Regions from separate parts of the Mus musculus genome. Here regions 2 and 3 are each linked to region 1. A link is a loop called in an ENCODE intact Hi-C map of the cell type or tissue named here. Cell type or tissue: left cerebral cortex. All regions are shown on one strand. Each heading gives the region's core, and the rest is flanking DNA. Links, peaks and the distances in the headings are about the cores only.

Evidence for each region. Hi-C counts contacts between places; a loop is a spot of excess contacts. Peaks named below come from ENCODE experiments on the same cell type or tissue, not always from the same donor. Only the 100,000 strongest peaks of a DNase experiment are listed, where the experiment ranks them.
Region 2: a loop joins it to region 1, with 6 times the contacts of the local background. A loop is called at or near these places in 41 of 42 quality-filtered maps.
Region 3: a loop joins it to region 1, with 4 times the contacts of the local background. A loop is called at or near these places in 12 of 42 quality-filtered maps.

Annotation. Positions count from the first base shown.
Region 1 is chr11:69,387,027-69,394,454 of GRCm38, reverse strand. Cyb5d1 (cytochrome b5 domain containing 1) reads left to right here. Exons shown (of 4, transcript NM_001045525.2): 4 at 587-3,278. The coding sequence ends at 817. It overlaps Gm32483 (a long non-coding RNA gene), which reads right to left. Exons shown (of 2, transcript XR_003949707.1): 2 at 6,909-7,428. Among named protein-coding and RNA genes, the nearest start is that of Cyb5d1, 4.6 kb to the left of the region's middle. In left cerebral cortex, for the core only: CTCF peaks have their summits at 3,676, 3,876 (motif pointing right) and 5,615 (motif pointing right); DNase peaks (open chromatin) are centred at 3,890, 4,372 and 4,729; H3K27ac peaks cover 533 bases.
Region 2 is chr11:69,264,106-69,271,533 of GRCm38, reverse strand. No RefSeq gene overlaps it. Among named protein-coding and RNA genes, the nearest start is that of Gm40039, 5.7 kb to the right of the region's middle. In left cerebral cortex, for the core only: CTCF peaks have their summits at 1,782 (motif pointing left), 4,042 (motif pointing left) and 5,094; DNase peaks (open chromatin) are centred at 3,791, 3,985, 5,072, 5,457 and 2 more places; H3K27ac peaks cover 1,612 bases.
Region 3 is chr11:69,320,520-69,327,947 of GRCm38, reverse strand. Cntrob (centrobin, centrosomal BRCA2 interacting protein) reads left to right here and starts at 4,075. Exons shown (of 19, transcript NM_172560.3): 1 at 4,075-5,258; 2 at 6,015-6,099; 3 at 6,529-6,592; 4 at 6,974-7,130. The coding sequence starts at 4,986. Trappc1 (trafficking protein particle complex 1) reads right to left here and starts at 3,962. Exons shown (of 5, transcript NM_001024206.2): 1 at 3,882-3,962; 2 at 3,692-3,790; 3 at 3,483-3,553; 4 at 2,986-3,124; 5 at 2,155-2,509. The coding sequence starts at 3,790. The coding sequence ends at 2,381. It overlaps Kcnab3 (potassium voltage-gated channel, shaker-related subfamily, beta member 3), which reads right to left and starts at 1,690. Exons shown (of 14, transcript NM_010599.4): 1 at 1,025-1,690. The coding sequence starts at 1,266. In left cerebral cortex, for the core only: no CTCF peak of the experiment used is centred there; DNase peaks (open chromatin) are centred at 1,721, 3,375, 4,034 and 5,719; H3K4me3 peaks cover 3,369 bases; H3K27ac peaks cover 2,698 bases.

The sequences.
Region 1 (7,428 bases), core at 1,031-6,030:
TCCTTGGAAGGGTTTATATGCTGTTATGGACCCATTGTAAATGAGAGACACCAGCTTTGACTCTATTGAGTCATTTATTTGTTAGAAGTGATAGGACTTGGTGTCTTTATAGTATGCTGTAGCATCAACTTTCCTTACCTGGGACTGTGGGATGCCTGAAGAGTGCTATCTGGTAATGGAGGCACTCTGATTCAAGCTCTGTCATTTCTGGTGACTGATTCTCTTCTTTTTTTTTTTTTTTTTTTTTTTTTTAAGATTTATTTATTTATTATATGTAAGTACACTGTAGCTGTCTTCAGACACTCCAGAAGAGGACGCCAGATCTTGTTAGGGATGGTTGTGAGCCACCATGTGGTTGCTGGGAATTGAACTCAGGACCTTCAGAAGAACAGTCGGGTGCTCTTATCTGTTGAGCCATCTCACCAGCCCCGACTGATTCTCTTCTATTATTATTATTCCCAGTTTCCTTAGAGCAAATCCTGAAAGATCTAGGTTTAAGGACCCTTCTGGCCTTTGGAGTGTGTGTGTGTATCTGTGTGTCTGTTCCAAGCAGAATTCTAGAGGTGGACACTTCTGTATTCTTCAGGTGGGGGCTCAGGAATCAATGTGGGAAATCCTACACCGCTATCTCCCCTATAATGCACATGCTGCCAGCTACACATGGAAATACGATGGGAAGAATTTGAACATGGATCAAACCCTGGAAGAAAACGGGATCCGGGATGAGGAAGAAGAGTTTGACTATCTTAACATGGATGGTAAACTTCACACACCTGCAATACTGCTCTACTTCAATGATGACCTCACAGAGCTCTAGGAAAGGAGATGTGCGTGTAGACTCAAGATGTTGGAGTTTGCCTCTTTCTGTGCCTTGAGGGAAAGAGGTGTGGGTCTGTGGGGCCTGGCCTACACCTCTGTTCCCTTCTGAGAATCAGTCCGTGGTTCTTGGGCCTTTCTGACATGCAAGGGCCTTATCCCTGGCTCCTTTGTTCATGGGTGATTTGCTCAAAGAGTATTAGAGGGGTCCTAGAAAGAATCCCTGTAAGAGAGCTAGAGTCTCTCAGGAATATGAGGAGGAAGTAAGGCTCAGGCAAAACTTTTTAGTAGTTAGAGACACAGTGACGAAGGGATGGAAGAACTTTTTTGGCAAAGGTGAGAATGTGATGTAGGAAGGTGAGATTTACAAAGACAGGATTTGGAAATTAGCATCACCAATCATAGGTGGGTGGCTGACTTCTTCTCTAAAGGTCTTTACTAGTTGGTGCCCCAGGAAACGTGAATGCAGTTAATTTAGGATTGAGATTTTGCTGGAGTTTTACACTGTTCAACTCAGCTATCCTATAAGGTGACTACATTATTCTTAATTAAGACTAATTATCTATTTCACAGATAATTCCTTAGGAATTTCCCAAGGTTCTGTAGCACAAGTGCACATTGTCAGTTACGGCAGAGCCACAGTGCCCAAGCCTGCCGAGCTCTGAAAGTCAGGCATTTTCCAGTGTAAAGGAGCATCCTCAGTAGCCTTGCCTAGTGCTCGCGCATTTCCGACGGCTGCTCTCAAACCCTGTGTTTGGAATGTGAGCTTGTCCTAGGCTTGTTGCCTGATGGGGATATGTCAGCCTATTGTGTACTCAATATTTGTTGTGTTTGAAGGGAGTTAAGAGAGTACTCTAGAGACAAAGGCAGGGAAGGCTAAATTTCAGCCAAGCACTGGCAACTGAGGCTACTTCCTTGTTGATATCATAGGATTTCTGACTGTTTGGGTGCAAGAAGATAGGTATTTCCTGACTCTATGAAAAACCAGAATGGAGAAAGGGCCTGTAGCTCAAGACATTGTAGTGAGGGACCCACAAATGGGTACCTTTTTTTTTCCAGTAGGCCTTGCCACTAACAGACAACAAGGAAGACAGTTGGATTTGTCAAATGGTGACCCTAAAAGAGGTTTGTTGGGGTCAGAAGAGGGGAGCTAAGAGAGGCACACAGCTCTCATGGTGACTGACTTCATCTGGTTCCCTTTATCCCTAACAGAGGAAGGGAATTAAGACTAACAGACAAATAGTGCCAGGCGTGGTGGCTTTAATCCCAGCACCGGGGAGCAGAGACAGGTGGATTTCATGATTTCCAGGCCAGCCTGGCCTACAGAACAAATGCCAGGACAGCCAGGGCTACACAGAGAAAACCTGTCTCAAAACAAAACCAAAACAACAACATAGTAACTGGTAAGTGAACATCCCTGCAGCAGCCACAGGCAAGTAAGAGTCAAGGAGCTTGCATCTTCCCAGTGGTGGCCTGGGACGCAGGGTGCGGTGCCACGACCTCCATGAGACACTGGGTGGGACACACTGTCTTCTGAGAAGGTGACTGTAGGAAGCTGAGCTGAGGTGGGGCTCAAACTCCGGATTTCAGCGATTTCTTAATCTGCTGATGCTGAAGTCGTTCACTTAGTCCCATGCAACCTAAGAGTCCATAAATTGTTTGGATCCATCAATCGTGATATTTAGTAAGCTCATAAATGATCTTATTTAAACTATTTGAGAGCCAAAGCCGTTTCTTCCATGACATCCTGAGGGAATGCTCTGGGGTGTGCTCATTTGACCAAGCTTGTCTCTTTTCCAGGACATCCCACTTGTAGATTATTTTCCTGGGATGGGGTGGGGGTGTGTCTCATGTCGGGGGTGTGTGACTCATTATGTAGCCCTGGCTCGCCAGGACTCAGAGGTCACTTGCCTGTTCACAACTTCTTGTTAGACACACACTCCTTTCCCTGTATACCCAAGCACTCATCAGCTCCATCTCTTTGGAATCCGTCCTTTTGTCTAACAGAATAACCATCTTTGGTACTGGGAAACTTCCTGATGCCCATTTTCTACTTCTGCCTTCACAAACTTAAGTATCTTACTTTCTGCCTCGGATCTTCAGTGGGTTTCTCGTGCTTTTGGAATAAAGCCCTAAATTCAAGAAGCCTTGCGCAAGTCAGGCCCTGCCTTCCTCGCCCCCTCACAGTCCTTGTCCTGCAAGCCGTGAGGTCTCCTCCTGCCTCAGTTAGCAGAGAAGCTGTTCTCAGCCCACCACACCCTTCTGCTTTGCACCTTGAGAATCCTAACTAGTCAGTTTTTTTTCTTTGTCTTTTTTGGCCCCACTTTAGCAGTATGCATTTTCTCTATGTTCTTATTATCACTTTAAAACTGTGTAGACAGAGCCGGGCAGTGGTGGAGCACGCCTTTAATCCCAGCACTCAGGAGGCAGAGGCAGGCAGATTTCTGAGTTCAAGGCCAGCCTGGTCTACAGAGTGAGTTCCAGGATAGGCAGGGCTACACAGAGAAACCTTGCCTTGAAAAAACAAAAAAACAAACAAAAACAAAACCCACAAAAAACAAACTGTGTAGACTGGGTGAAAATGGCTGGCTGGCTGCTAGATTGTAAGCTCATGAGGGCAGAAACCTCATTCCTTTCTGTATTCTCATTGCTGAACACATAGCTGCTGCTCAATAAATACGACTGAATGAGCTCAGAATTCATCTGCAATAACTAGTGGGTCTGATGTGTCTTGAAGGCAAGGTGGGACTGAGAGACAGAAGCATGCCTGGCCCTATTCTGTGGTCTCAACCTACAGGCGTGGTTTTATTTCTTTCCTGCCACAGAGCCAAGGACTCAAAAATGACCAGTTGAGCCGGGCGGTGGTGGCGTACGCCTTTAATACCAGCACTTGGGAGGCAGAGGCAGGTGGATTTCTGAGTTCGAGGCCAGCCTGGTCTACAAAGTGAGTTCCAGGACAGCCAGGGCTATACAGACAGAGAAACCCTGTCTCAAAAAACCAAAAAAAAAAAAAAAAGACCAGTTGTGGGTAATCTGCTTGTGATTTCCTCTATGACCACCAGGTGGCTCTAATGACTAAAGATTGAGGATAGTAGGGCTGTGACACCAACGTCGGAGAAGTTAGAAGGGGCCACAGAGGGGAGGTCCGGGAGGGCAGTAGGAAGAAAACCTGCATGACCACCACTCTGTTAGCATAAAGTTTATGCCTGATTTTATTTTTTTTCCATAAATACATAAGTACTTTAAGAAGTCACATACGGGGCTAGGGAGATGGCACAGCGGTTAAGAACATTGACTGTTCTGTAATCTACATGTACACATTTTAAGAAAAAAATCTTTTTTAAAAGGTCATTTATTGGGTGGGGTGAGTGGCGGGCTTGGAACGGGGCTGTGTGCACAGCTGGGGCTGGGGCTGAGTAGCCAAGCATTGTTAGAGGGGCGGGTGGGTGTGGCCTGAGGTGTACTTTAGAGATGAAAGGAGGATATCATGTTTTGTTTTGGGCCAGGGCTAGATTTAGTCCCCTTTGGCCTTCACAGGGGAAAGAGTACATCTTCCAAGCTGCAGCCTCAGGCTCCAGTGTTGGGTAAGACGACTGGTCGGGCCGAAGTACTGACTTAGGCAGGTTTTGAGACAGTCGCACTATGTAATCCAAGCTGGCATCAAACTCCCCATCCTTCTGTCTCAGCCTCCTGAGTCCCGGGTCTGTAGGCATGTACCCCCGTGCCCAGTGTCTTATGATCAAAAGCAACCTGGGGAGGAAAGGGTTTTTTTAAGCTTACAGTTGTAATCCACCATGAAGGGCAGCCAGGGCAGAAACTCAAGGCTGGAAGCCATGGAAGACTGCTGCTTCCTGGCTTGTTCCCCGTGGCTTGTTAAGCAATTGGCTCAGGGCTGGCACCACTCCCAGTGGACTCGGGCTTCCAATACCAGTCATTCATTTTAAAATGCCCTACTATGGCATCTTCTCAACTGACGCTCCTCTTCCTAGATAACTCTGGTGGTGTCAAGGTGGCAAAAACAACACCCAGGACACCTGGCTAGCTGTGTCTAAGGTACTAGAGGTACACTGAAAACCAAAGCTGATGTGTGAATGAGTGAGGGGACCATTGAAGGGGCAGGAGGGGTAGACATATGAGGAACAAGATGTCCAATTGGTTTATTAATACCCATTGCTTATTTTGTTATGAGGCCTTTCAGTAGGCGCTGTCTTGTTCTAAAACTGGATATTTGACATGAGGAATATGTGACTCATGTTTCAAGCTGAGATCTGGAAAGCAGAGAATATGGGTATAGGGATAAGTCCTTTTGGGGTAACTGTTTCGTGTGTATTGGAAGGAGATGGGTAAAGAACAAAATGTTAAGAGCAGTTGTCCTCAGCAAATCATAGCCCCTTCAAAGGACCCAATTGTCAGTTTTCTACAAACTGGTGGTGACACACTTCATTGGGGATAATAAGCATATATTCCTTGAAGGTAAAATACCAATTAGAAAAAGGCTCTACCTCATGGCAAGTAGCCCGGGCCATCTTGAACCTTTCTAAATATATATGCCTGTGTGTGTATGTGTGCACGCATGTGTGCTATTTAAAAAAATTTTTTTTTCCATCAGATTTCCCAAAGAGCCCAAACCCCTGCCTACAGTAGCAGTTGCACTCATACAAAAGTAACAGGACTTTAAAAGCCTGAGAAGTCACAAACAGGGTGTCTGGCACCATCTTTTTTTTTTTTTTTTTTTTTTTTTTTAATCTGTAAGTACAAAGCAGCTGTCTTCAGACACTCCAGAAGAGGGCATCAGATCTCATTATGGATGGTTGTGAGCCACCATGTGGTGGCTGGGATTTGAACTCAGAACTTTCGGAAGAGCAGTCAGTGCTCTCAACTGCTGAGCCATCTCGCCAGCCTGCCTGGGACCATCTTAATGATCGGTGTCAACCCATATCACATCTGCTGTGTTCCTTCAACAGGAATTCCTAATTTTTTTGGTTTTTCGAGACAGGGTTTCTCTGTATAGCCCTGGCTGTCCTGGAACTCACTTTGTAGACCAGGCTGGCCTCGAACTCAGAAATCCTCCTGCCTCTGCCTCCCGAGTGCTGGGATTAAAGGTGTGCGCCACTACACCCAACTCTCTCCTAGAGTTTTTTTGATCTGGTTGTGTCTTGTAGCCAAGGCTCAAATGTTTCTGGCTCATTTAGGCTGGAGACTATATAAGGCCCAGGCATGACATCTGGATAAGGTTGCTGCATCCATATTCAAAGGTGATCTAGTGGAGAGCACACAGTTGTGTTGTTACTAGAACAGCATCCTATGACAGGTCAGCGAGAGTGCATGAGGAGTGCAAGAAAGCAGAGCCTGAAACCTAAGGGACCCAATGGTCCTCCTCTCAGAGACCAAACAGATATGCAAAGTACTGGGCATGGGTACTGTAAGCACATAGGAAACACTATAAAACAAAGCTCAAGTGTGAATAAATGAGGGGGCACTGATAAATGGGGTCAGAAAAGACTGTCAAGGGACTGCTCCAACCACATGTCTTCCTGGCCCAGAGCTGTGCTATCTAGTGCCCTCAGAGAATACTGCTCAGTGGGAACTCAGCTGTCCACCCAGATCATCCCTGTGTGCCCAATAATCGTACAGTGCCTGGCCCAGGATTTTAACAAGGAAGTGCTCATGTCAGGAATGAACATTACTAGTGTGAGGAGCTGGCTCAGCAGTTCAGAGCACTTACTGCCCTTGCAGAAGACCAGGGTTCAATTCCCAGGACCCGAATGGTAGTTCACAAGCATCCATAACTGCAGTTCCAGGGGACTTGATGCTGTCTTCTGGCCTGAGGGGACTAGCACACAGTGGTGCGCATACATCCTTGCAGACAAGGAATTCACACATATAAAATAAATCAGAAACAGTTTAGGAAGCGTGAAGTTACCGTACAACTCCTACCTTTAAGTCCATATGAACCCAAGAGCAAAGTGTCCCTTCCTAGCCAGTTCCTTCCCCTGATTGACAGTCTGGATAGGAAGTGAGAGGCGCACTGATGAACTGCCTGTCTTTCTTAGGGCTTTACTACTGTGAACAGACACCATGACCAAGGCAACTCTTATAAGGACAACATTTAATTGGGGCTGGCTTACAGGTTCAGAGGTCCAGTCCATTATCATCAAGGTGGAAATATGTTAGCATCCAGGCAGAAATGGTACAGGAGGAGCTGAGAGTTCTACATCTTCATCTGAAGGCTGCTAGCAGAATACTCACTTCCAGGCAGCTAGGATGAGGGTCTTAAAGCCCACGGCCACAGTGACATACCTATTCCAACAAGGCCACACTTCCAAATAGCGCCACCCCCTAGCCCTCTTCTGGTGTGTCTGAGTATACTTATAATAATAAATCTGTGGGCCAGAGCGAGTGAGGCTGACTGGAGCAAGCAGAGGTCCTAGATTCAATTCCCAGCAACCATGTGAAGGCTCACAACCATCTATCTGTACAGCTACAGTGGACTCATATACATAAAATAAATATTTAACATCTTGAAGCAAGACAGAAACAGTCCATCCACTAAACACTGCATTGCGCCCCCAACCCCCACTGCACAGTAGACAGGATGCCATCCACTCCCTT
Region 2 (7,428 bases), core at 1,478-6,477, 120 kb after region 1:
TATGTCTATGTATATTAGGAAGCTTCTACAGTAGCAGGTGTCCATATGGCTTTTCAAAAGGCCACAGTGTCAGTGTAGCCCTCCCCTGTTTCCCCCTCTATCCTGAGCCCTCCCACCTCCCGCCCCATTTAACCCTTTCTGTTCTATTATTCCCCTTTAATCCTTTATACCACTGCCTTCCATCTCGCCTCCCTTTAACAGAACTTTAAAAGGAACACACTTTTTACTATTTCTATTTTTTTTCACTCCTAAAGGCTCAAGTGTGAGCATAACCAATAATACTCCTGGAAAACTATTGTAAAAATACACACAGTTAATTCCATGGATACCCAAAGGGGATTCTTCATTCAAATGCTTCCTAGAAGCAATAAAAGGTTGTCTCTTTAACATGACAAAAAGACTGTTTAAAAGCAAAAGTCAGAATTACCCTTAATGGGGAACCATGAATTATTCCTCTTTAAAATGGGCACGACAAGGACCATCACCCCTATTTAACTTGGCTCTAAAAATTCTAACAAAGCTTCCGTGTTGGAGGAAGAATGATATAATCAGAGAAAAGGAAGAAAGCAAGCTGTCATGTTTTACAAGTGTTAGGGGATGCTCAGAGAACCAAGGTGCAGCACCAGTGAGCTCGGACGGAGCGTCTGCCATTGATATCCCTCTTTCTTTATCCTTTAGGAAAACACCATGATTTTATTGCTAAGTCCCATAAATACCTTTTTAAATGTATGAGTGCTTACCTGCATGCATGTATGTGTACCGTGTGTGTACCTGAGATTCCCTGTAACTGGAGTTAACAGATGGTTGTGAGACACCATGTAGGTGCTGGGAATTAAACACAGGTCCTACACGTGCTCTTAACTACTAAGCCAACTACTCTCCAACTCTTACATTTTTTTTAAAAAAAGATTTCATACAGTGTATTTGATCATTAGGGTCTTACTGTCATATTTGGGGGGGGTAAATGAGAGGGTTGGTGATAGTTTGTGATTCTTGAAGGTCTGTGCGATCCCATTAGCCAACAAGTCAAAAACAAGTAAACACTCCTGGTAATGGAGACTTTCCTTGCTAGCACATAGTGTCTAGCTGGGGTATTGCCCTCCCCTTCCTCTGTTGTTTTCTGGTTGGCATGGAGTTAGCCAGCCCCACTTTCTACTGTTCTTTTATCTCTTTACTTTTTTTTTGTCTCCTCCTCCTCCTCTCCTTCTCCTCCACTTCTTCCTCTGACAGAATCTCTTCAGGAAGTGTGGGCTGCCCTCAAATTTGTGATGCCTGTGTGACCATCTCCAGTATTAGAGCCCCAGGCATGTGCCATCACACTCAGCGTCTTCATTTTCTTTGATGATGCCCTAAACCAGCTAACTAGCTGCCTGGGAGGTATAGGAAGTCATTTTAAATTTAGGGAATGAAACAAATGCCCAGATCCTGGTATATGATATTAAATCAGTTACCATGATTCAGGCATGGGATCCTTAGCTAATCAATCACACCTTCTGGCTTCCAGATTGCTGTAGTTAGACTTTGCTTTATCTTAAACCACATGATATCCTCATTGCTTGTGATTCTGCGGTGAGTGGGTCTCTCTCTCTATGTAAGCGTTTCTTCTCGGGGATTTACAGGCAGTGAATCTGAAGGCTCAGCTATGCTGTATGGTGGGTCAGTCGCCTGCGGGATCTGATGCCATCTGCAGATAAAACTGGACTGAGTCAGAGGACACTGGTCTGCGGAAGGACTGATGTATCAGGTAAAGGAAACCAACGCCTCACATACGCCCCCTGGTGTTCTAGGTGTCTGAAGTGTTTCTCTTTACTCTGTGAGATGGTCACTGTCTTTGGAGAGGATTGCTTTCATTTAATTGTGGAGCTGTTCTGCCGGCATCTATAAGGAGATGCCGAGGGTTTAAGAACACCTTTCTCATCGAGCTACAGCTCCGTGCTCGCCAGTGCTGTAACTCTAGCTCTGTTAGGCCCTCAGTCCTTGGTGTTGCAGCTTTGGATAGCATCTTGATGGCTGTCAGGACCCATGAGTGCTTCCGGGGCAAGGGCTTACCTCTGGTCTTCGGGAGTCTCTTGTTTTTGGAAGTCTCTGCTCACAGCTCTTGCCTGGGCTCTTCTGTACCCCTCTGGGGGCGGGGTGCTAGTGTGCTTGGAACTAGCCGCCCCAGGAATCGCCTGTACTTCATGCAACTAGTTTGACCTGTTCTACCTGTGATAAAGACAAAAGATGACTAGAAAAACCCTTCTGTGATGAAATTAGGTAGTTTATAGAAGGGAGGGCTCCCAGGCTGCTAGAGAAGCATCCTTCATCTGCCAGTGCTTTTACTAGCTGTCATGGGGGCTTCTTCCTCACTGGGTTGTCACCTGTAGGAGGGGCTATCTGAAGATGCAGTGGATCTGGTCCTCTGAGGGTCCTCTGAAGCTGGCACAGCGTAGACAGAGGCTCCCAAAAGTCTCCAGTCTTAGAGTGGTAGGCAAGACAGCCATGTTAGCTCCCCTCAATGGAAAGGAAGTGTCTGTGGGATGTCTGCAACAGGTTTAAAGTCTCCTCCCAGTGTCATTGTCCAGCTTTGAATCTCCCTCAGGTAGCTACAAGGGCTTTTAACACTGTCAGTGATTGCCGTGGCCACAGCAGGATAAATAACTCAGGCGACTTGATTGTCAGCTCCCACTGCCTCTGGAAATGGCCGCAGGTCCTTCAGCAGAAGTGGCGATAGCACTCGCGGTATCAGCGGACTCAAGAACTGAGGAGATGGCTTCTGTGGTTCCTGCTCCAGCCTTCCTCTCTGTGGGTCCTGGGATCGGTGCTTGGCTTTGGCCTTGGCAGCTGCTGCTTCAGCAGGGCATTGGGAAAAGTCTGACAGCGATCAATAAGGTCTCCCATTTACCCCACCAGAGAGATTTCATCTTTTGAAAGGGGGGGGGAATGTGTGCGGGGTGCTTGTGACAAGGATTTGACCCACAGTAAAAGACTTCATCATTTTCTTTCCTGACAATTTTTAACCTTTATCCCAATAACCCAAGGGGTGGGGGAAGGGCTCTTGATCTCGGTTGTTAACCCACGCTTCTTTCTCTAGCTTTTCGGGATATGTAGTTAAAGTCTGTGACCACCCTACCACACATCGGCACCCAGAGCGTCTCTCTGCTGTCTACCTGGAACTTAGTGCCGTGCGATCGACAGCCCAGCAGCCCCCACATTTCCCTCACTTGCCTTTGCGTTACTGAGTCATACCAGGAACACTGAAGGAGAAGAAGAAAAGTTTAAGTCGCCGACTTCCTAGAAGCCAGACGACATTGTACATTGTACTCATCTCTGAACTTGCTTTTGAGCAAGCCAGGACTTCCGCTCTGGTCTGGGGTTGTTTTGTTTCCCTCAGAATTGCACCTGAACAAGAACACAAAGCAAATTTAGAAACAAGCATCTCCTGTCCTCTGATCACTGAGGCCTGCCTCCCTATCCCTGCCTCCCCCCAAAAAGAGCCGCAGGATCCTTTAAAGTAAAAGGTTCCTTACTGAGATGAAGATGGTGAGAGTCTGGGGGCCTCAGCCCAGAGAGCCCCAGGCAGACACGGACAGTATGAATGGCACCCAGAGTCCATCTCTGACTCAATTAGGCGGAATCAATCTTGTCACTGAGTTTCCAAGGAAATTCAATTAGAGGTCAAGTGTAGGAAGCCGGCTAACGGTGGCTTAAGCAGCAGACATGACAGGCGGTCGATAGCTGCCTGGGGATGAGATGGACTTCAGAGTCCCTGAGTCTGAGCGAGAGGCAGGAGCGGTCGAGGAAGAGACTCCTAAAGGACCTGACCACCCAGGGTCCAAGCCAAGTACAGAGACCGCAAAGGAAGGACCCACACGGCTCAGTTACCAGGTATTCACAGGGCATGGGAAGGGTCATCAGGACCCAGGAGGGAGCTGTGGCACCAGTGTGTGCAATCCGTATGGGCAGAAGCCTTTGTGCCCAGTCACACACAGTGAGGCTAGAAGAAAAGTCTTAACACTTGATGAGAAAGGTCGAGGTTGGGAGGTGCTGCCTCTGTTAAACTTGGAGTCGTTTCCCCCTCTAGTGGTCACGCAGATCTTTACAAGGGCACGTTGTTTGTAAATTAAAAACAAAACAAAGCCAAACAACAGAAAACAAAAAACAAAAACACCTCCAAAACCCAAAAACCAACCAACCAACCAAACAAACAAAAAACCCAGAAATTAAATAAAATGACTAAATTTAGTACAATAGACAAAAACCTTAGGCTGGGCATGACAGTGCACACCTTTAATCCAGCATTCAGAGGCAGAAGGAACTCTTGTGAGTTCAAGATTAGCTTAGGCAACATAGAGAGACCCTGTTGTTAATAATAATAGTAATAGTGCTGGAGAGGTGGCTCAGTGGTTAAAAGCACTGATTGCTTCTCCAGAGGTCCTGAGTTCAACTCCCAGCAACTACATGGTGGCTTACCACCATCTGTAATGGGGTCTGATGCCCTCTTCTGGTGTGTCTGAAGACAGCTGCAGTGTACTCATATACATTGAATAAACAGTATCTTTTTAAAAAATAATAATGGCCAGGGGGATAGCTCAGTGGGTAAGAACATGCCCTATGACTTGAATTGGACCTCTAGGACCCACACTGTAGAAGAAGGGATCTAGACACAGACAGACAAACAGACAGACATGCACACACACGGTGAGGGAGGAGATAAATACTAAAGAACTTTTAAACACATGAACAGAAGTGAAATACAAACTCAGAGAGAAATGTAAGATAAAAACCAGTAATGCCATTTTTCCCTACTTAATAGACTGGCAAAGAACCCCAGATCCAAGGTTGGACATCATACTCCGATGGTCATTTGAGAGAACCTGATAACCTTGCACTTCCCCCTTGACAGCACAAGCACACACTGTAAGGTACTCGCTTATCTATGCAGCATGACAGAAAACCTCTGAGACGCTCACAGCCACAGTGAAAACAACCCAAGTGCCGGATCCTGGGAGACTGCCTATGTGTAAGTCACATGGTGGACTAAATATAATACAGAGTGTGGGGGTGGGGGAGGAGGAAGAAGTCTGTGTACTGATTTGAGTTCCTAGGCGGCCATTACTGAGTACTGCAGGTGCGGGAGGAGAGAGGATGCGCTTGCTCGCTGCCTCTTCAACAGAAAGGAGGGGGCGGGGCAGAGCGCACACTTGGGGGAAATGTCTCTTTTACTGGAAGAGGAAAGAGAGAAGACAGGGGAGGAATTGCTGTTCCATGCCGTCCTTTTACAGCAATGTGATTCTTAAAGATATACATCTTTTTTTTTTTTTTTTTTAGTTTTTAAAATTTCCCAAGACAGAGAGATGGTCTGCAGATAGTGGGGTTGAACTTGCCCTCTGGGAATTGGGAAAACACTAGGGAATTACAAGGCAGAGAGCATTTCTGGAAACCCCTCCCCCACAGCTGGAGGCATAGAACTCAACACATTATGGAAGTGGCCTTAGCAAGAGGATTTGTTTTGGGGTCTAGGATGGAACCTGGGGTGATACTAGGCTCTGCCGCAGACACATCGCAGCCCATAGTTCTGTATTTAACATTTTAAAAATTATGTATGTGTTCTTTGCCTATATGTGTATCTGTGCACCACACAAGTGCTTGATGCCCAGGGAGACCAGAAGAAGATGTCAGATTCCCTGGAACTGGAGTTACAGATGGTTGTAAGCCACCACGTGGATATTAGGAATAGAATCCTGGTCCTCTGGAAGAACAGCCAGCGCTCTTAACCACTGAGCCAGCCTAGTTCTGTGGTTATTAAAATTATTTATTTTTCACATAGTTCCCAAGAGTAAGACTCGAGAAAAGAACACACAGACTCACTTACCAGAGGACCCACAGTACACAGGGTGAGGATAACGCCTGGAGCCAGGGTCCGGCTTCATCACGTGACGGGGTCAGGCTTCATCACGTGAGGAAACCGACCTCTTTTCTGGATGGAGTAACAGCCAATCAGAGCTGCAGCGTCTCTAGACTACAGCTACAAGAGGTCTTTTCTGCACTAGATTTGGTCCTGCCATCTTCAGAGAGTGGCCCTTGGTTTGTTTTTGTTTTCTTTTCTTTCTTTCTTTTCTTTTTTTTTTTTTTTTTTTTTTTGGTTCTTTCGAGACAGGGTTTCTCTGTATAGCCCTGGCTGCCCTGGAACTCACTTTGTAGACCAGGCTGGCCTCGAACTCAGAAATCCGCCTGCCTCTGCCTCCTGAGTGCTGGGATTAAAGGCGTGCGCCACCACGCCTGGCTGAGAGTGGCCCTTGTTAAATGACCGTGCACTACAGTGATGGAACACAAGAGCTATTCTCCCACTTCCTAGTCAGACTCAGAAGTTTTGTGGAGCCAAGGGGGTCAGTTCATCCACTCAGGTGTAAGGCAGAAGGCAAGAGGAACAGACTGGCCGCATGATGGAGAATTCTGCATTTTATGTAACTAACCAAGTTTTTGAGGAGTTGCTGGTGTTTGTTTCAAAAGTCCACTCCTGCCAAGCACAGTGGCACAGGACTTTGGGACCTCCAGCACTTGGGAGGCAGAGACAAGTGGATGGATGTCTGTGAGTTCGAGACAAGCCTGGTCTACAGAGTAAGTTCCAAGACAGCCAGGGCTGTGTAGAGATCCTATCTTAATACTCCTTCTCCCCCCAAAACCCACCTTCAGTGACCTACATCTAGGTCCTACCTCCTAAAGTTGGTCTACAGCCTTCAAAAACATTACCACCAACAGGTAAGCAGGGGTCCAAAATGTGAGCTGGAATCAAACTTTCAAATTCAAACCATATAGATTTTTAAAATTAGTTTTATAGTTAGGCAAGCCATACGAACTCAGGAAAACATGGGGTTTGGGAAAGATGAAAGATGAAACAGATGATACACCTCAGCCCAGTCTCCTGGTCTTGCTAATTTTACCTACTTGACACAAGCTAGAGTCATCTGGGGGAGGAGAACCCCAGCTGAGAAAATGCCCCTGTCAGATGGCCTGCAGGCTTGTTCACAGGGCATGAATGATTGATATGGGAGGCCCCAGCTCACTGTGGGCGGGGTCATCCCTGAGCAAGTGGTCCTGTGTGGTATGAGAAAGCAGGCTGAGCAAGCCATGAGAGCAAGCCAGTTTACAGAGTTCCCTCTCGGCAGTGTCTGCTTCAGCTCCTGCCTCCAGGTTTTTGCCTGACTTCCATGCATGATGGACTACAAATGTAAGCTGACATAAACCCTTCCCTCCCCAAGTTGCTCTTGGGTACAGTGTTTATCAAAGTACTATACAAAGCAAACTGAGACATGACCACTGTGATCTGCAACCCAAGGCAAAGGTGACAGATGTGGTTTAGAAATGCTGGCTCAGACTCCCTGGTAGCTAGTTCTTTGGGTGTCTATGGAAATGCAAAGCAAAAGAAACAAACTAAGTATATAATCT
Region 3 (7,428 bases), core at 1,478-6,477, 67 kb after region 1:
TTGAAAGAACAAGTGAACAAAGGCGATTGACCCTAGAGCCACTGTTCAGTGCCTCCGTTCCCTCCTATTATCTCTGCCTTCTGGTTTCCTCTTCCTGGGTGAGGTCCTGCCTGTGTCTGAGTCGTCTCTGTGATGCGTGGAGTAGTGGGATTTGAAAAATGTGGCTGATTGTGGTGACATGTAAACCAACTCAGGCACGTTGATGAGGTCAGTAAAGGCAGCAGCAGGGATGGGGGGGGCTTTGACAGGAAAGTCCAGCTCTCTCTCTTCCTCTCTTCATTGACCTCTGAGATTGAACTAGAGACCCTCCTTCTTTTTCCAAGGCACAGATTAAACAGCCCTACTTCCTAGTCAGGGCTGCTACAGGGAGAAGATTGGATACTTCGGAGGACAAAGGTGGGTCACATTAATGACCTCAGCTCATTCCCAAGCAAAAGTGCTCCCCACCCTCCTTCTGAGAGTCTCTGGCCGGTAGTCCTCTGAGTTAAAAGTAAAATTTTCACAACCCTTCCCGCCAACTCTTGTCTTACAGCATGAGGGCGAAAGATGTGGTCCATCCTTTCAAATGTCCCTTCCCTCTCTAGGGCCCTGATCCTACCCTGGAAAGGTTGAGGGAGACTGGCTTCGGGGCTGGTGGGGGCAATATCTGGGTCAGGCGCCCCAACCGGCCAGAGTGAGATGCTGTTTCCCTCCCTCCTCTCCCCAGGACGCCAACCCAAGGACACTCCATTGGAGGGGGTGGGGGGAGCAGCCTGGAGATCCAGGCGTTCCCCGCTTTTTTACGGGTAAGGAGGACAACTCAGGGGCATCGTTTAGGTATGACAGGACTCTGTCAACCTTGGTAAACTTGATTTCAAAGTTGGGGGAACTAACAGAGGAAGAGAGTGAGTGCGTGTGAGAGAGAAGAGGGGGGGGTGAGCCAGACCTTTAAGCTAAGTTTGAAGGGGTCTTAGGCGGCTAACCCAGAAAGCCTCAGGGGTCCCAAAAGAGGAGCATATGGATAGGCTGCCCGGCCACCCCATACCTGTATTTCATGCCAGTGCCTCGGCCGGTGCTCTCTCGAAGGGCCCCAGCAGGTGCTGGGGGTCTAGGGACCACTGCAGCTCGTGACTTCGAGCTCGGTCCTCCACCCCCCGGAGGGTTCCCATGCCCTCCGCCCACTGGCCCTCCATTACCGCCCCCAGGACCGGGCCGGGGTCCACAGAGACGGTCCTCACTGCTCCGGCTGCGAAGGTTCTGCTCGGTACACGCGATAGACACCTGCATGCCGGATGGCCAGGGCGGGGGAGGGGGCTCCGAGGGAGCGGGAGGAGGGAGCCGGGAAGTCCGAGGGCAGACACCGGTGTGGTGGTAATAGCGCGATCGCAGGGAGAGCGGGAAGGCTGAGAAGGCTGCAGCTAGAGCCGCCAAACGGGATCGGGCCCGCGGGGGCGGGCTGTTGGAGGTCGCGGGTCTTGCGGTGGGAAAGGAAAACCGTGGGGTCGCCCGGAGTGGTGGGTATTCGGGTGCTGGGAGCTGTGATGAAGGGATTGGGAGGATAAACGGGTAAGGATAAAGAAAAGTCGAGGACGGTCTTCAAGGATAGCTACCCAGGAACAAGGGGTAGCAAAAGACGGGTGCCACTTCAGCTGGAACCGCTGCGGGACCGCTGTGCTCCCAGCCGCGTCGGCAGCAAGCCCAGCTCATTAACATTCAGGCCACGCCCCTTCATCTGCATGGAGCCGCCTGCCTCTGAGTAGAACACGCTGCTCATCTGCATAAGCTCCGCCTGCAGAAGCTCCAGAACTTAAATAATCAGTGTGCCTTGCCCAGAACATCCCGTTTTAGGAACGGGGTTCTCACTTTCTGTACTTGAATCGTGTCCGCTTTCATTCCGGTCAGTGGTGTGCACTCGAGAGGGCGTTTTTTGTTCCCCGAGAAAACTAGATTTGGAGACATTGTCACAGCTAAAGGTAAGACAGGATGTGTGTACTACATCTATCAAGTGGTAGCAAAGGTTGCTGCTAAAATTCTAAAACACAACAAAGTATCCAGCTCGAGAGAAATCTGCTGGGAAAACCTCTTTATAGGCTTCAGGGATGTGTGGCTACCCTAGTTCTCATTTTTGTGTGAGTCACACTGGGAGGGGCCACAGGAACTCACACTCAGGCAGCAGAGGGTGACAAAAAGTTTATTCAGTTTATTCTGTGTTTCTCACAGAGTCAAGCAGGGATAAAACTGGCGTAGACTCCTGTGAGCTTCATTCTTATGACTTGAAGGCAGTGGGTGGTAGGCCTTCGGGGGAAAGCTCTCGGAGACAGGTAGATGGAAGGGCTCTCAATGTAACAAGTGAGATGGGCCCAGGCAGTCACAGGTTCTTCTGAGGGGTGAGGTAGATGTTTCAGCCAGCTCTGGCAGAGAAGAAGGGCAAAGATCGGACATAGGAGTCTAGCCGGGATCGAAAGAGCTCACTTTGCACAGTTTGTCCCAGCGGGCACAGAGGATTCTTCACAACAAACTCCACATACAGCTGCGAAAAGGAGGGTGTGTGAGCCTGATGTGAGACACTTTTCATTTTCAATCTCAAACATGGTGTAATCTCGAGAATATAAGAATACACGGGTGGGGTTGGGGTGGAGAGAGCTCAGGAATTAAGAAAGCATACTACTGCTTTTGCAGAGGTTAGTCAGAGCCTAGCACCCATGTTGGTCAGCTCACAACTGCCTGTAATTCTCCAGAGGATCTGTCCTCCACAGACACTTGTGCTCATGTGCACACATACCCTCTACACAATACATATAATTAAAATAAGAAATACATCATTTATAAAAAAAAAACCCAAAAACCTGCACAAGCTCTCCCTTAGAGAAGCTATTACTGTTTAAGGAGCTAAAGGCTCTGGAGAAAACTGAGTTCAACAGGGATGTGATACAGAAGGATAAGGGCAGAAAACCCGAGGGACTCCTAGGGCTCTAGGAGGAAAAGGGTTCCTCTACTGACACTGACCGCACTGTAGATATGGTGTAGAACATCTCGGATAGGGCCCACGCCCAAGTCAGTATTCATGACAACCTTGATTCCAGTGGGAGTCTCGTAGTAATGGAGTTTGTAACGGCTAGTTTGGAAAGACAGAAAGCCATCCTTCCTGCAGAAATGAGTATTCAGACAGGAGTGAAATCACTCCCAAAGAAATATTTGTGATGCCCTCAAGGTCAACTCCTTCCTATTCATATAGATAGTTTGTAGCAGGTTCATTGAGTAAAAACACCTCCGGTCATCCCCACCCCCGATGTAATTGCAACTGCCTTCACTCTCTCCCCACTTTCAGACCATTCCTGTATCCGCTCCTGCCAGCTTCAAGATTCTCGATCCAGATTCAGCCTCTCTAAAACACACCCTCCCCTCTTTGGGGCCACACGCCACTTCCATTCCAAAACAATATCTCCTGTTCCCAAGGCTGGCTAGCTAGCCCTCCCTTCAACACCCCTCTAAAACCACCGTACATGTCTAGCGGGGACATCTTGCTGACAAACGAACGAATGGAGAAGAGCATTCCATACATCAGCTTGTACTCCTGGAGGGAGAGGTGGTAGAATTAGATCTCGGTTATGGAGGGGGGACAGGATGGGAATAGGAAGGACTTGGGATTTGGAGGAAGAGGACTGGACTGGGACTATGTGCATTTGGGGATTCGCTGGGACCCTCCGATCACCTCTTCCTTAGGGATCCCTGCTTGCTTCTTGCGGTGCCACTCGCTGTAGTGTAGACACACTCCATTCCGGTCAAAAAGGTACAGATTGTGGACAGTCATCTGCAAGATAAAGAGCCTCGCTCAGTGGCTGGTACCCAACTCTCTAGAACCTGATTCTTCAGCCAGGTGGGAACCCCACCCCCGGACTCACCGGAATTGCTCTGAAAGAGGGTGACAAGCTACTTCCGGTTTATAAAGCCCAGCTGGGTCGTAAGCGGCAACCTCAAGAACCCTTAACTCCGCCCCGATAGTCTTACTAGACTCCGCCTCCCTCCTGAAGCCAATCCGTGGTCGCCGATGCCGCGCGCATGCGTGCCCACGTTCCCGGGCCTCTGAAGCCCAGTGATGTGCGGGGAGCTTGGTCTCGCGGGCGGGTGACGTAATTCGGTTGGAGGCGGGATTGCAAGCGGTGGGCGGGAGGCTGCCAACGGTTTTGCAAGCTAGTGTCGCGCTAGGGAGGTTGGCCTTTGGTCTTTCTCTGTGGAGGTTATGGGGCTTGGGGGACAGTCCTCCTCATCTTGGGAAACCAGGGCCGACATGCTCAGAGTAGTCGGAGCCAGGTGGTTGCGGTAGAGAATACCAGGCGGCTGGTTGCCGGGTGTATGTCTGTGCGCGCGCGCGCCCCTTTTATTGAGATTTCTTAGGGTGGGATAGGGAGGAATTCTATGGACCTCTGCTGTGGCTTTTTTTTTATCAGGAAGGATTAGAGGGGAAATCCGAGGAAGTCGACTCTGGGTGGGACAGGTGAAGAAAGGGCGAAACGGGGGTGTTGTGGCATTGAAGTCTTGCCTCTTTCTTCACTAAAACCAATTGGGGGACATACATTGGGCCAGCTTTGGTTTGAGGTCTGTTTCAGTTTGCACATTTTGAGTGTGGGGAAAAAAAAAAGCTAACCATGGTTAACCCGTGCCGAAACTGATTTGCAATTTCCAGGACCCTAGTTAGGAGGAAGGAACTGCAGCGGTTCTGTCTCCCTGCATGCAGGTCTTCTGACCATTCCCCTGACTTTCTGCCTTGCACATCCGCTTTTAACCGTTCCCAGGAGTTGGGAGAAAGAATGTGTTTGCCCTCTCCATGGTCTCTGGAGTCAGTGGACACTCCTCTAACCAGAAAGCTCATTTGTTGAGGACCCAAAGTGTCTTCCTCCCTTCCAAATCTTTCTTCTTTGTGAACTTATCCACAAGTTTGGACCCCTCTCAGAACTGAGGCAGGAGTTCCCAGTCCCCTGCTGAGTCCAGTTGTCTCTTCACTGTACATGGCGACAGCAGCCCCCAGTCCCAGTTCTCCTCTCCGACCTGAGGACCTCCTGAGCGATTCGTCAGAGCCTCCTGGGTTGAACCAGGTGTCCTCCGAGGTGACCTCCCAACTGTATACTTCTTTGCATCTCAGCCGCCAAGCTGAGGCCACGGCCCGGGCCCAGCTGTATCTAGCTCCCACCTCCTCACCTCCTAACGAGGGCTTAGACAGCTTGGCTCAAGAACTGAGTCGCAGCTTGTCCGTTGGATTGGAAAACAACTTGAAGAAAAAGGTGAGAGAGGTGCGTCTTGGAGATCTCTCGGGTGTTAGAAAGCATTAGGTTCCTGGGCTTTCAGGTTAGCTTTGCTGTGGCTTGCGTCTATTAATTAGATTTAAACGATCTCCTCCAAGCACACAGGGCTTTCATGCTTTTTTCTCACAGAAGATACTTTTGAGGGAATGGCATAAACCTATAATTTGGGAAGTTATGACGGTTCCTAGGGTTTTGCTTTGTTTTTGCATGTTTTTGTTTGGACAGACACCTGCCCCTGTAGAGTAGCTTGGTGTCCTAGAAGTGGGGAGTAGGTTTCTTGAACCCAAGTGAGAACTGGAGACTTAAGGACAGCTGCAGCACACGTGAAGATCCTGTCAGCTCGAAATTCTTGTGATTTTGTGGTATGCAAGTCACTGCACATGCATGTGTAGGAAGATAGTTGTACCAAAGGAAAGGATACCTGCTGTGCGGACTGGCGAGAGTCCAGAGTGTGGGATCCGGTAGGCACAGCTGCACCAGGCTTAGACAGGCCATCTGCTCCTCAGTTGACAGCAGTCCCCCTCCAGCCTTGTTTTAAACCTGCTACTTCATTCACTTACTCCCCTTCTGGCCTCTGTAAACATTTGGGGTTTGGGGTTCAAGGTGAAGCCGGGTTTGAGTGCCTTCCTTAGTGTTCTAAGGCCCATTTGAAAATTCTATCCTGGTAGTGCGTAGAATGCTGGTGACACTGGTTAAAATGTCACTTCTGTGGGCTTTCTTTTTTCTCCCCCCTAGGATGGGTCTAAGCACATCTTTGAGATGGAAAGTGTTCGGGGTCAGCTCCAGACCATGCTCCATACCTCCCGTGATACTGCCTATCGTAAGTCAGCTCAGCTATGTAGCGCTCTAGAGGAAAGCTGAGGTGTAGGGGCAGGAGAAGGTAAGCAGGAGCTCTTGGAAGAGGGCTGGAGCGATGGCTCAGCGCTTAAGAGCACTGACTGCTCTTCCAGAGGTCCTGAGTTCAATTCCCAGCAAGCACATGGTGGCTCACAGCTATCTGCAATGAGATCCAGTGCCCTTTTCTTATGTGCCTGAAGACACTCACATTAAATAAATAAATAAGTAAATAAATAAATAAATCTTTAAAAAAAAAAAAGAAAAGAAAAGACGAGAAGAAAAAGTGCCCATTCTCTGGGAAAAGATTTGGGGAGTGGAGAGCTGAACTGGAAGGGCCTCTTTTTTTTTTTTTTTAAATGGCCGCTGTTCCTACTTGGTTCTTACTTTGGAGTCTCTTGGGCCCTCATTCTAGGAACTGGTTCAGAGAGACGGGAAGAGGACTCCTTTGACAGTGATAGCACAGCTACCTTGCTCAAGTGAGTGCTCCTGGGGTGGTTCTGGCCCCACTTGCTCTCCTCCCACTCCCTACTTCCCATCCCCTCCTGTGCACTTCCTAGAGATCTAGAATCTTGTCGCTGGCTTTTCTTCTTTCTCTCTTCCTTCTGGAACCTGGGCAGTAGCTGTCTAGTCGTTGGCTCTCTCTGTCCTCAGCCCATTTTTTCCTAGAAGAGTAAGCTTGTATCTGCTGTTATTAGGCCTCATTGTAGGGGAGTGGTTGGAGGAAGGGACCTCACAGAGAATCCTCTGTCCTGTTGGTGGCTCCACTTTTTGGTTCTCTGCTATATAGAATACCACAGTAGGATCAGTGGGTCTCAAAGTTTTGCCCAGTCTTGACATTCTCTCTCTGGCTTGCTCAGCACCCGGCCTCTGCAAGACCTGTCTCCATCCAGCTCTGCCCCGGCACTGGAAGAGTTGTTTCCCCGCTACACTAGCCTTCGGCCCGGCCCCCCCACCAACCCCCCAGATTTTCAGGGGCTGAGGGATGCACTGGATGCAGAGCTTACACGCAGAAAGGTGAGAGGCATAGGCTTGCTTCTGAAGGTGGCAAGGTTAGAAATGAGGGGCCTTGGGTAGAGAAGCAAGTCTGATGGATAAGCCTGAGGACTGGGACTAGCACTGTGCTCTCGGGCGTCTTCAGAGAGGCCCTCAGGGACTGGCCTGTCTAATGTTCCCCCACACACTCCTGCTTAGAGTTCTCAGATCCCCGACTCCCCTCATACAACTTGTCACTGGTAACATCTTGTCTGTTCTTCCCTCTACAACCTAAGCTCCTCCAAAGTCAGGGCTGTGTCCTTTTCAATGCTGGCTGTCA